2 separate regions of the Homo sapiens genome follow, and region 2 is linked to region 1. Evidence: read pairs that join two places in POLR2A ChIA-PET (ENCODE). Cell type or tissue: A673. All regions are shown on one strand. Links, peaks and the distances in the headings refer to the core of each region. The heading gives the core; the rest is flanking DNA. Region 1 overlaps CSTPP1 (centriolar satellite-associated tubulin polyglutamylase complex regulator 1). Region 2 holds the start of LOC124902671 (a long non-coding RNA gene).

Evidence for each region. ChIA-PET counts read pairs that join two places held together with the same protein. Peaks named below come from ENCODE experiments on the same cell type or tissue, not always from the same donor. Only the 100,000 strongest peaks of a DNase experiment are listed, where the experiment ranks them.
Region 2: POLR2A ChIA-PET joins it to region 1 with 12 read pairs; 2 of 35 experiments call an interaction of 5 or more read pairs at or near these places.

The regions. Positions count from the first base shown.
Region 1 is chr11:46,950,117-46,955,496 of GRCh38, forward strand. All of the region lies in intron 1 of CSTPP1 (centriolar satellite-associated tubulin polyglutamylase complex regulator 1), which reads left to right. Among named protein-coding and RNA genes, the nearest start is that of CSTPP1, 16 kb to the left of the region's middle. In A673, for the core only: no CTCF peak of the experiment used is centred there; no DNase peak of the experiment used is centred there.
Region 2 is chr11:47,136,425-47,141,804 of GRCh38, forward strand. CSTPP1 (centriolar satellite-associated tubulin polyglutamylase complex regulator 1) reads left to right here. Exons shown (of 9, transcript NM_024113.5): 4 at 1,221-1,305. LOC124902671 (a long non-coding RNA gene) reads right to left here and starts at 452. Exons shown (of 2, transcript XR_007062666.1): 1 at 393-452. In A673, for the core only: no CTCF peak of the experiment used is centred there; no DNase peak of the experiment used is centred there.

The sequences.
Region 1 (5,380 bases), core at 250-5,249:
CATTTCCCAGATTTCATTTGCTGTTAGGTGACACAAAAAGGGGAAAGACTTTTTCTTTTCTTTTTTTTTTTTTTTGAGATGGAGTCTCGCTCTGTCGCCCAGGCTGGAGTGCAGTGGCGTGATCTTGGCTCACTGCAAGCTCCGCCTCCCAGGTTCACGCCATTCTCCTGCCTCAGCCTCCCGAGTAGCTAGGACTACAGGCGCCCGCCACCTCGCCCAGCTAATTTTTTGTATTTTTAGTAGAGACGGAGTTTCACCGTGTTAGCCAGGATGGTCTCGATCTCCTGACCTTGTGATCCGCCTGCCTCGGCCTCCCAAAGTGCTGGGATTACAGGCATGAGCCACCGCGCCCGGCCTAAAGACTTTCTTTTAAATTCTAATCCCTTAGGCAGGGATCATGTCTCATATATATATTTTTTAATACAGAGATAATATTTCAACTTTTAAGTAGTACAGCTGCCTAAATACTGTCTTAAGTAGAAACTGTTTTCTTTTTTCCTTTTTTCTTTTTTTGAGGTGGAGTCTCACTTTGTTGCCCAGGCTGGAGTGCAATGGCCCGATCTCGGCTCACTGCAACCTCCACCTCCCGGGTTCAAGCAATTCTCCTGCCTCAGCCTCCCGAGTAGCTGGGATTATAGGCGCCTGCTATCACGCCTGGCTAATTTTTGTATTTTTAGTAGAGACAGGGTTTCACCATATTGGCCAGGCTGGTCTGTTGGTCAGGGTGGTCTTGAACTCCTGACCTCATGAGCCACCCGCCTCAGCCTCCCAAAATGCTGGGATTACAGCCATGAGCCACCAGGCCTGGCCTGGAAACTGTTTTCAAATAGGTGTTCTTCATATGCCATCTAGAGTAATTCTCATATGCAGGAGGACTGAAGGAGACAGCAGTCTCGTTCAGTCCTCACAGCAGGTAGACACCAGCTGATCCCACTTTTCTTTGAGGAAACTGGGATTTAAGTTATATAACTTGTCCAAGGTCACTGAGCTAGTATGTCTGGAGCTGAAGTTTGAATGAAGTTTATCTGACTCTAAAGCCAGTAGTATTGTTAGCCACTTTCTTTCAGGTTTTGTAATTTCTAAGAGCCTTCTTTCCCATTCAGTTCAATAAAAATTTAAGTGTCAGAACTTAAATTCAGTAGAAAATTCTACAGAATATATGATATATTCCTTAGACTCTTTTTTTTTTTTTTTTTTTGAGACAAGGTCTCACTCTGTCATCCAGGCTGAAGTGCAGTGGCATGATCATGGCTCAGTGTAGCCTCGACCTCCTGAGCTCAGGTGATCCTCCCACCTCAGCCTCCCAGGTAGCTGGGACTATAGGAGTGTGCTACCATGCCTAGCTAATTTTTAAATTCTTTGTTTGTTATGTTGCCCAGGCTGGTCTCGAACTCCTGGGCTCAGGTGATCCACCCGCCTTGGCCTCCCACAGTGCTGAGATTACAGACGTGAGCCACCATACCCTGCCAGATTGTTTTAATATATAGAAGATAATTTAACATTTTCTTGGTGAGGTAGTGTCATTATTTTAGACCTAATTTATTATATTGTGCTATAAATGTGTTATAACAGTTACCCATGAAGATGGATGTTATTTTTTTTATGCATGAGAAGAAATGGTGGCTCAAATAACTTAAGTAAATTTTCCATTTATATAGATAGCAGTTAGTGAAGCTGTTATTTGATTCTAATTCTTCTAATTTGAAATTAAGTGGTTTAGGTGCCACTCAGTGTTAAATTCTAATTTATAGCTATTAATTAATAAGAAGACATCTCCCTGCTCCCACACCAGTACTTACCATTCCCTTCTCTCCAGACTAATGTTTCCTACTGAGTCAGTAAGCTGTTGAGGTCTACTGAGGTTTGTTTGGCGCTTCAGGTGGTTTGGTGCTCCTAATCTCTCAGGGTATTAGGGTGAGGGCTGAGCTGGTGTTATAAAAACAAAACAAAACAAAAAACCTCCACCACTTAACTCCCCCTCCCTCCCAGTGCAATGGCTCATACAAGAAGCACTTTCTTTCTTTCTTACTTAATCCAAATCCAGGATGTGAAAGGCAGGGTCTGCTTTAGGAAGTCATCATTGGATTTCAGCTAGCAGAGCAGTCATTCTGTCTGAAACACATGGTTTCCAAAGCTGCCTCAATTGTAGCCATTTTCAGCCAGTAAAAGGGGAAACAGTGAATCCAGGGCAAGGACCTTTTAGGCAAGTGAAGCCGAAGATGCAAACATCACTTGTGCTCACATTTCATAGGTGAGAACTTAATAAGGTCCCTGCTAACTGCCAACGAGGCAGGGAATTTTAGTCTAATGGACAGTCGTGTGCAAGAAGAATGGCAGTGTATTTTTGGTGGTACACAAACAAAAATCTGTCATACCTAGTATATGCGGTGGAGACATCTACCCTACTCAAGGCAAGTTGTATTGTTGGTAGCTGCTTGCCCTTATTCACAGGTGAAGCATAGATGTGCTGGTCAGTATTTGGTTTTTGTCCTCTACCTCTTGAAGTACAAAGTTATTTTATCCTTGGTCCCTGTCTCTGAGTTCAGTTGCTCCCTTTTTACAATGGTTATTATTTTCTTTCTTAACTTTATGTTGCCTGTCATTTCTCTGTGTCACTTCCTGTCCTTTGTAAACATTTCCAATAATCAGAATAGTTCCTCTCTATACTCTAGTGAGTCGTTCACCTTAGTGAGAACATGTAATTTTAGAATTTTTAGTTCTTTATAATTGGTTTGTTGCTGGGCGTTGGAGGTAACTTTGCTGCTAAATAATTTTATTTTTCTATTGAGAGTTAGAGACCCATTGTAGAAACCAAAATCTTGTTTCCAGAGAGCTAGTTTTACAATAAAGAAAGATATTTATCTTCCTAGACTGGAGAGTGATTTGTAAGAGATTTAGGAGGAGAGTGAGAAAAAGGCAGTGCCACAGACACTGGGGACGTGGGGGTGGAGAGTTTCAAGATGGAGGAAGTGTTCAATGATACCAGATGCCTCAGAGAGGTCAAAGAAGATACGGGCTGCAAGGCAGGTTGTTAGTGGCATTAAGGGAGGTTTTCATGGAGTAGTGTGGCAAGATGCCTGATTTTGCTGGATTGAAGAGTAAATCGGAGGGTGAAGGCGTTGAGAATAGGCTAGATTCGTTTCAAGAAGTTTGACCAATTAGGGAAAGGAGGAGAGGGGGTGATAGCAAGAGGAGGAAGAGAGAGTTTATTGTTTTTAGTTTTTAGATGGGAGAAACTTGAGTATGTTTTTAGGCTGAAGGGAAAGGAACCATTGTACAGGGAGAGAGGGAAGATCCAAGGGAAGGAAAGGATGATGAATACTTGATGGAACATTTTTAGAAGTACGAGGAAATTTAGGATCAAAGGCAGAGGTGCAAGGCTATTTTGAAGTTGGGAGTCAGGACCATATTTATCCAGAAGGCACTGTTTGTGTGGTGCCTAACCAACAAACTGTTATGGGATCTTTGAAAATATTTGAGACCTAAAAAAAAATTTATCAACCCTAAAGTATGGATATATGTTTTATTATATATGTATAAAACAATATAATGTCAACTTTCATTATTACATGTAATATTGACAGACATTTTGCCATATTTGAAAGCAATTCATAAGTAAGAATTTTCTCAATTAGGAAGAATTCCCAAGTGAGAAATCAGGTCTTAAGGTGATCTTAAAACCGCTTCACATGGCGTAATTAAATTTGAACAACAGAGGTGGGAAGTAAGGGTGATGAAGGACATGGTTAAACTTAGAAATGGAGCTAGAAATTGGTGTTCTTTACCTGATGACCTCTTCTTTGTCTGAAGTAAGAATCAAGATTATCTTCTTAGAGTTAGGGAAGCAGAAGTAAAAGGCTTGAGGAGAGCAAAGAAAGTTTGTATTAGCTACTGGGGGAAAGAAGAAAGATAGCTCGACTAGGGCCAAGTACAAGTATTCTGAGCTACATTAAAGCATGTGAAGTAAGGCTGCATAAATCATTTTAAAAAAAGAAGTAACTAAGAATGCTAACAGGAGCAAAGTTGACTATGGGAATTGGTAAAAGAAAAAATACAAAAGCATTACAAAATAATAATTAGAAGAAACAGTTGAAAAACTCTTTTAGGAAAACATGATGTCACAAATAATGCATAAGAAGAGGGAGGATTCGGCTGGATGCAGTAGCTTATGCCTATAATCCTAGCACGTTGGGAGGCTGAGGCTGGTGGATCACTTGAGGTCAGGAGTTCGAGACCAGCCTGGCCAATGTGGTGAAACCCCATTTCTACTAAAAATACAAAATTTGGTTGGGTATGGTGGCAGGTGCCTATAATTCCGGCTACCCTGGAGGCTGAGGCAGGAGAATCGCTTGAACCCTGGAGGCAGAGGTGGCAGTGAGCCGAGATCGTACCACTGCACTTCAGCCTGGGCGACACAGTGAGACTCTGTTTTGAAAAAATAAATAAATAAATAAAAAATAAAATAAAAAAGAAGAGGGAGAATCCAGAGAGCGCAAAATTCCACTTCTTCCATTGAAGAAAGTTCAAAGAATTGCTGGATTTAAAGTTTTTGATGTTTATGTTTCTTAACTACAGAATTTTAAAAATCAAATGGGTCTATAAGAGTTATAACAAAAAAAAGCAGTACCCTACACCATAACCTTCTCACCCCGAAGTCTCACTCCTCAGAGGAGGCCATTTTCTTTCTTTTTTTTTTTTTTGAGTACCAGTAAGTCTTTATTTATTCATTGTATTTTCCCAGGGAAAGGAGAAGGGAAGGGAAGAGTCAGCATGTGTTAAAAAATGATGAGAAAATGGGAAAGGAAGTACCCAGTACAGCAAAATCAACCGTCAAATAAACACACCCCAGTGATGGGGTCACCAAAGCCCAAAGGGGCTCAGTCTCCTGCAGTTCAGGAATGAGGGAAAAGGATCAGGAAAAAAACAGACAGGTACAGGCTTTCCTACCCTCCCTCCCCATAAATTCAAGATTTTACACAAAGCTTTGGTTTCTAGCAGTAAACATGGAGTTACATTCATTCATCTCCTATTAAACAATCTTGTGGCCACTTTGACATAAGTTTCTACCACCTGCATAAAAGTTCCTGAGTGACTTGGATATACATTCATATTCCCTTTCTTGGCCTCCTGACCCCACTTTCTACATGGAAGGCCCCCAATTGCATCTCTTTACTTTAGGATTAGAAATTAAAAGTAAGTAGGTTTGATCCATCCAAAATACAGTAGTGTGGTTTTTTTTTTGTTGTTTTTTTGTTTTTTTTTTTTCGAGACAGGGTCTTGCTCTGTAACCAGGCTGGAGTGCAGTGGTGCGATCTCAGCTCACTGCAACCTCCGCCTTCCAGGTTAAAGCGATTCCCCCGCCTCAGCCTCCTGAATAGCC
Region 2 (5,380 bases), core at 269-5,268, 190 kb after region 1:
TATATTGACGCTGAGTCTGTTCCTTTGGTGTTTCTGACTTTGGCAGTGTGGTTAGTCAAACTCTCTGTCCCCACCTTGAATTAAGCTTTGATGAAAAAGTACTAGGAACCCAGGCCTTTCCCTGGAGATTTGGGGTTTTTGTCTTGGAAAAGCATCAACCAAACTAACGGGGGCAGGAGATCTGGATTCCTGTGGCTTGGGCTAACTTAGGTCCAAAGAAACCAAGTGCCTGTGATCATCATCTTCATTCCCCAAATGTAGCCATGCCCTCTGGATTCCCTCCTCTCACTCATCCTCCTCCCAATTAGGCAGGCTTCCGGGTGGATTGCTCTCACTTTAGCATTACCAGGCCCTTCCATATTCGAAATGCTTTGATATATGATAATACTTACACATTCTTACTCCTTGGCTGATCTAAAATCTTTTGCCTTCAGTACATGCAGCAACAAAATAACTTAAGCATCAGTGTATTTCTTCTCCCTCAGGATCCTATAAATTTCTCTGAGATTCACCTCTCTGGGTTCTCTGCTGGACCACAGAGCCTCATCCTGGCTCACCTCTCCCAAAGCACAAAGCATTGCTTCTGTATATCAGGAATCATTTGGTTGCCTTGACTGTATATCTTGGACCTTTGTCTTGGCTTCCTATAATAGGATGACCAGATTTGTGTTCAGCCATTCAAAAGAAGCCAGCCTGCTGCAGTACTGGATGACAGAGTAATGAGGTCTGTGGGTTTCTATGCTGTACTCTTCTCCCTACACAGCAAGACTGTTTGCGTTAGTACTGCTTCCAGATATTCTGTGGATGGTCTTTGGGCATGTGGTGGGAAACGTTACCATGCCAGAGAATTTCAGCAAATTTAACCGGCTTTGAAATGACTTGTTCTTCCAGATTTTTATATACAAGGAAAACCAAACTAAAGAAGACTGATGAAGGTGCCTCTCTTGTTTGCTCTCTTCACCCGACCAATTTTCATACCAGTGAAGCTCCTTTGGTCAAAATGGTGTAACTGGATGCCTCCCACCCTGGAAAAGCTTTGTAGAAATACTGATCTTAAAATCTCACACCTGGAGGTTAGAGACTAGCATACCCTTCACACTGACTTGCTTTTAAAAGAACAGCTCTACCAAGACCAGGTCTGAAACTCATGAAATGAACAAAAAGAGGGCAGTGACTTGAAATGCAGAGACCTAATGTGTTCCTCTCCATTTCCACTTCAGATTTGCTGACCATGAAAGAATATCACTGTTTGCTGCAATTACTGTGTCCTGATTTCCCGCTGGAGCTCACTCAGAAAGCAGCCAGGTACGTCTCCTGGACTCTTGAAACCAACTCAGCTCTCTGTGGGCCACTGCTTCCTAGAGAAACCTGGAGTGTATACAAATGAAAAAAAGGAGCATTTAGGGAAGAAACTGGCAGTGGGAGAGGGGTCTATTTGGGATGTGCCCCAAAACATAATACATTCTGCATTTCCAAAGGGAAGCGAAATGATCCTTTGTGGTTTCTGTGGGGAGCCTCAGGGTCTGAAGATAGAGTTGGAGGGTGGTGAGATGAAGAGGCAGAAAAAGCCCAGACCCCTCCAATACCCCCACACACACACACCCTAGAGGATATTCTGAGAAAAGAGGGGCTGCATTTGTGTGTTTTCACGCTACTGTAAAGATACTACCCAAGACTGGGTAATTTATGAAGAAAAGAGGATTAATTGACTCACAGTTCCGCGTGGCCTCAGGAAACTTACAATCGTGGTGGAAGGCAAAGGGGAAGCAAGGACCTTTTTCACATGGTGGTAGGAGAGAGAAGTACAGACAGGGGAAATGTCAGACGCTTATAAAACCATCAAATGTCTTCAGAACTCACTCACTATCACAAGAACAGCATGGGGGAAACTGCCCATGTGATCCAATCACCTTCCACCAGGTCTCCCTCTCAACACCTGGGGATTACAATTCGGGTTGAGATTTAGGTGGGAACACAAAGCCTAACCATATCAGGGGGCAAGGGTTGGCAGTGACTTGTGATGAAGAGAGTTGAGGTTGGGGACTGGAAGGGCATAAAGGTGATAAAGCCCCAGTTGAAGGAAAGGCACATTATATTATTTATGCCAGAAGAAGGTTTTCAAGATCAGTCCAGAACCAGGACTTGGCAGAAATAGTTAGAAGCCCCTAATTTCTGTGTTGGGTTTCACCATCATTCACAATTTTTAACCACATGAGGTAATTGGACTATGCCTCAGTTAACTTTTACTTACTTAACTCAAAACCTGAGCTAGGCCAGACACGGTGGCTCACGCCTGTAATCCCAGCAGTTTGGGAGGCCAAGGCAGGCAGATCCCCTGAAGCCAGGTATTCAAGACCAGCCTGGCCTACATGGCGAAACTCCATCTCTACTAAAAATACAAAAAATTAACCAGGCACGGTTGCGCTTGCCTGTAGTCCCAGCTATTCGGGAGGTGGAGGCAAGAGAATTCGCTTGAACCTGGGAGGCGGAGGTTGCAGTGAGCAGAGATCGTGCCATTGCACTCCAGCCTGGGCGACAGAGCAAGACTCCGTCTCAAAAAAAAAAAAAAAAAAAAAAAAAAAAAAAAACCTGAGCTAGGGTTGCAAATGGACGTACAGCAAAAATCATGTTTATCGAAGAATGCCTACCTTCCCTATATCATACTGAATGCATTTACCTTCATTGTTCTATTTAAATTTGTTTACCTTAACTATCTCACCTAATCCTTGTAAAAACTGTTACTTCCCTTTAAAATGATCCTTTGTGGTTTCTGTGGGGAGCCTCCGGCTCTGAAGACAGAGTTGGAGGGTGGTGAGAGTATTAGGCAAACAACAAAACACACACACAAATACATACCCACACTCCCACACACACCCCTAGAGGATATTCTGAGAAAAGAGGAGGCAAGGGTTGGCAGTGACTTGTGATGAAGAGGGTTGCGGTTGGAGACCAGAAGGGCCTGAAAGCAGCTGGGCGTGGTAGCTCATGCCTGTAATCCCAGCACTTTGGGAGGCCGAGGTGGATGGATCACCTGAGGTCAGGAGTTCGAGACCAACCTGACCAACATGGTGAAACCCTGTCTCTGCTAAAAATACAACAATTAGCCTGGCGTGGTGGCAGGCACCTGTAATCCCAGCTACTTGGGAGGCTGAGGCAGGAGAATCACTTGAACCTGGGAGGCAGAGGTTGCAGTGAGCCGATTGTGCCACTGCACTCCAGCATGGGGGACAGAGTGAGACTGAACGTCAAAAAAAAAAAAAAAGGGAGCATGAAAGTGATGAACCCCAGTTGAGGGAAGGGTACTGTTACTGCTCACTTCACTGAAGTGGGAACTGAGGCTCAGACGGGTGACAATGTTGTGCGAATATACTGATAGCTTGTAAGTAGCAGTGGCAGAACTGGAACCGCAGTCAGCCTGAATCCAGAGATGGGGGATCGGGAGCACAAGGAGTCTCTTCATGCTCCCACCTCCCTGTGTCATGGCATCATTTCTGCTTTGTGGTTTGACCCACTGAAAACAAAGCTGCATTGGCTGCACTGCACCAAGAATCACCTCGCTCCTTTTGAAATGTGCCAACCAGCTCCTCTATTGACTTGGAAGATGGGAACTCCATTGCTCCCAGTGACAGACACCAGCCTCACGGTGGGGCACGGTGTTTTGCAGCTAACAGCTCATGACCTACTTTTGCTGGTCATGTGCAAAACCTGTTTAGTGATCACACATGCAAAATTTTGTAGGTTTTTTTCTCCCTCATTATTCAGTGGATAATTTTCTTTCCTGATGGCAACTGGCCACTGGTAAAAGCCGCAGTTCAGGTTTTATAATTTTAATTTATCTGCTATCCAAAGGAGATTTGGATATTTTTTTTCTTCACTGAAAAAAAAAAAGTATGGGAGATTATCTCTTGTAATTTAAAAGCAGCCAAATGGAGTTAGCTTTAAATTTCCATGATCGTTCCCCTTTGGGCAGAAATCATTTTATTAAAAACATTTTTGTTTGTTTGTTTGTTTTCTTTGAGACAGAATCTCACTCTGTAGCCCAGGCTGGAGGGCAGTGGTGCAATCTTGGCTGACTGCAGCCTTCACCCCGCCTCTCCCTGGGTTCAAGTGATTCTCCTGCCTCAGCCTCCTGAGTAGCTGGGATTATAGGTGTGCACACCATGCCCGGCTAATTTTTTTTTTTTTTGTATTTTTGGTAGAGACGGGGTTTCACCATGTTGCCCAGGCTGGTCTCAAATTCCTGACCTCAAAAGATCTGCCCACCTAGGCCTTCTAAAGTGCCTGGGATTACAGGCATGAGCCACCACAGCCAGCCTGGGCCCAGATTGTTTTAAGGAATATTCAGCCCCAAAATCTGGGGAGATAAACTCAGCATCCTTAAAGACCGAACTTAAGGCCGGGCACGGTGGCTCACGCCTGTAATCCCAGCACTTTGGGAGGCCAAGGCAGGCGGATCACGAGGTCAGGAGATGGAGACCATCCTGGCTATCATGGTGAAACCCCATCTCTACTAAAAATACAAAAAAATTAGCCGGGCGTGTTGGCGGGTGCCTGTAGTACCAGCTACTCAGGAGGCTGAGGCAGGAGAATGGTGTGAACCTGCAACAACTATATCCTATATTCATTTGTTCATTTGTTTATTCATCAAATGTTTCTTTTTAACAGCTTTTTGGGATACAATTCACATACCATACACTTCACTCATTTAAAGTATAAAATTCAATTGCTTTTAATATATTTCCAGAGTTGTGCATCCATTACCACAGTCCATTGTAGAATGTTTTCATTACCCTAAAAAGAAATCCTACACCCCTTAGCCATTACTCTTCAGTCCCCACTCCACCGTCTTCCCCAACCCTAGGCAACCCCTAATCTACTTTCTGGCTCTGTAGATTTATCCACTGGGCATTTCAAATAAGTAGAATTGAGGCCAGGCACAGTGGCTCATGCCTGTAATCCCAACACTTGGGGAGGCTAAGTGGGGAGGATTGCTCAACATGGTGAAACCCCATCTCTAACAAAAATACAAAAACTTAGCCAGGCGTGGTGGTGTGCGTCTGTGGTCCCAATTACTTGGGAGGCTGAGGTGGGAGAATTGCTTGAGCCTGGGGGGCAGAGGTTGTAGTAAGCTGAGATTGTGCCACTGCACTCCAGCCTGGGCAACTGAGTGAGACTCTGTCTTTAAAAAAAAAAAAAATCAAATAAGTAGAATTGTATATGTGGTCTTGGCCAGGCATAGTGGCTCACGCCTGTAATCCCAGCACTTTGGAAGGCTGAAGCAGGAGGATCATTTGAGGTCAGGAGTTCAAACCCAGCCTGGCCAACATGGTGAAACCTGTCTCTACTAAAAATACAAAACTTAGCTGGGCATGGTGGTGCA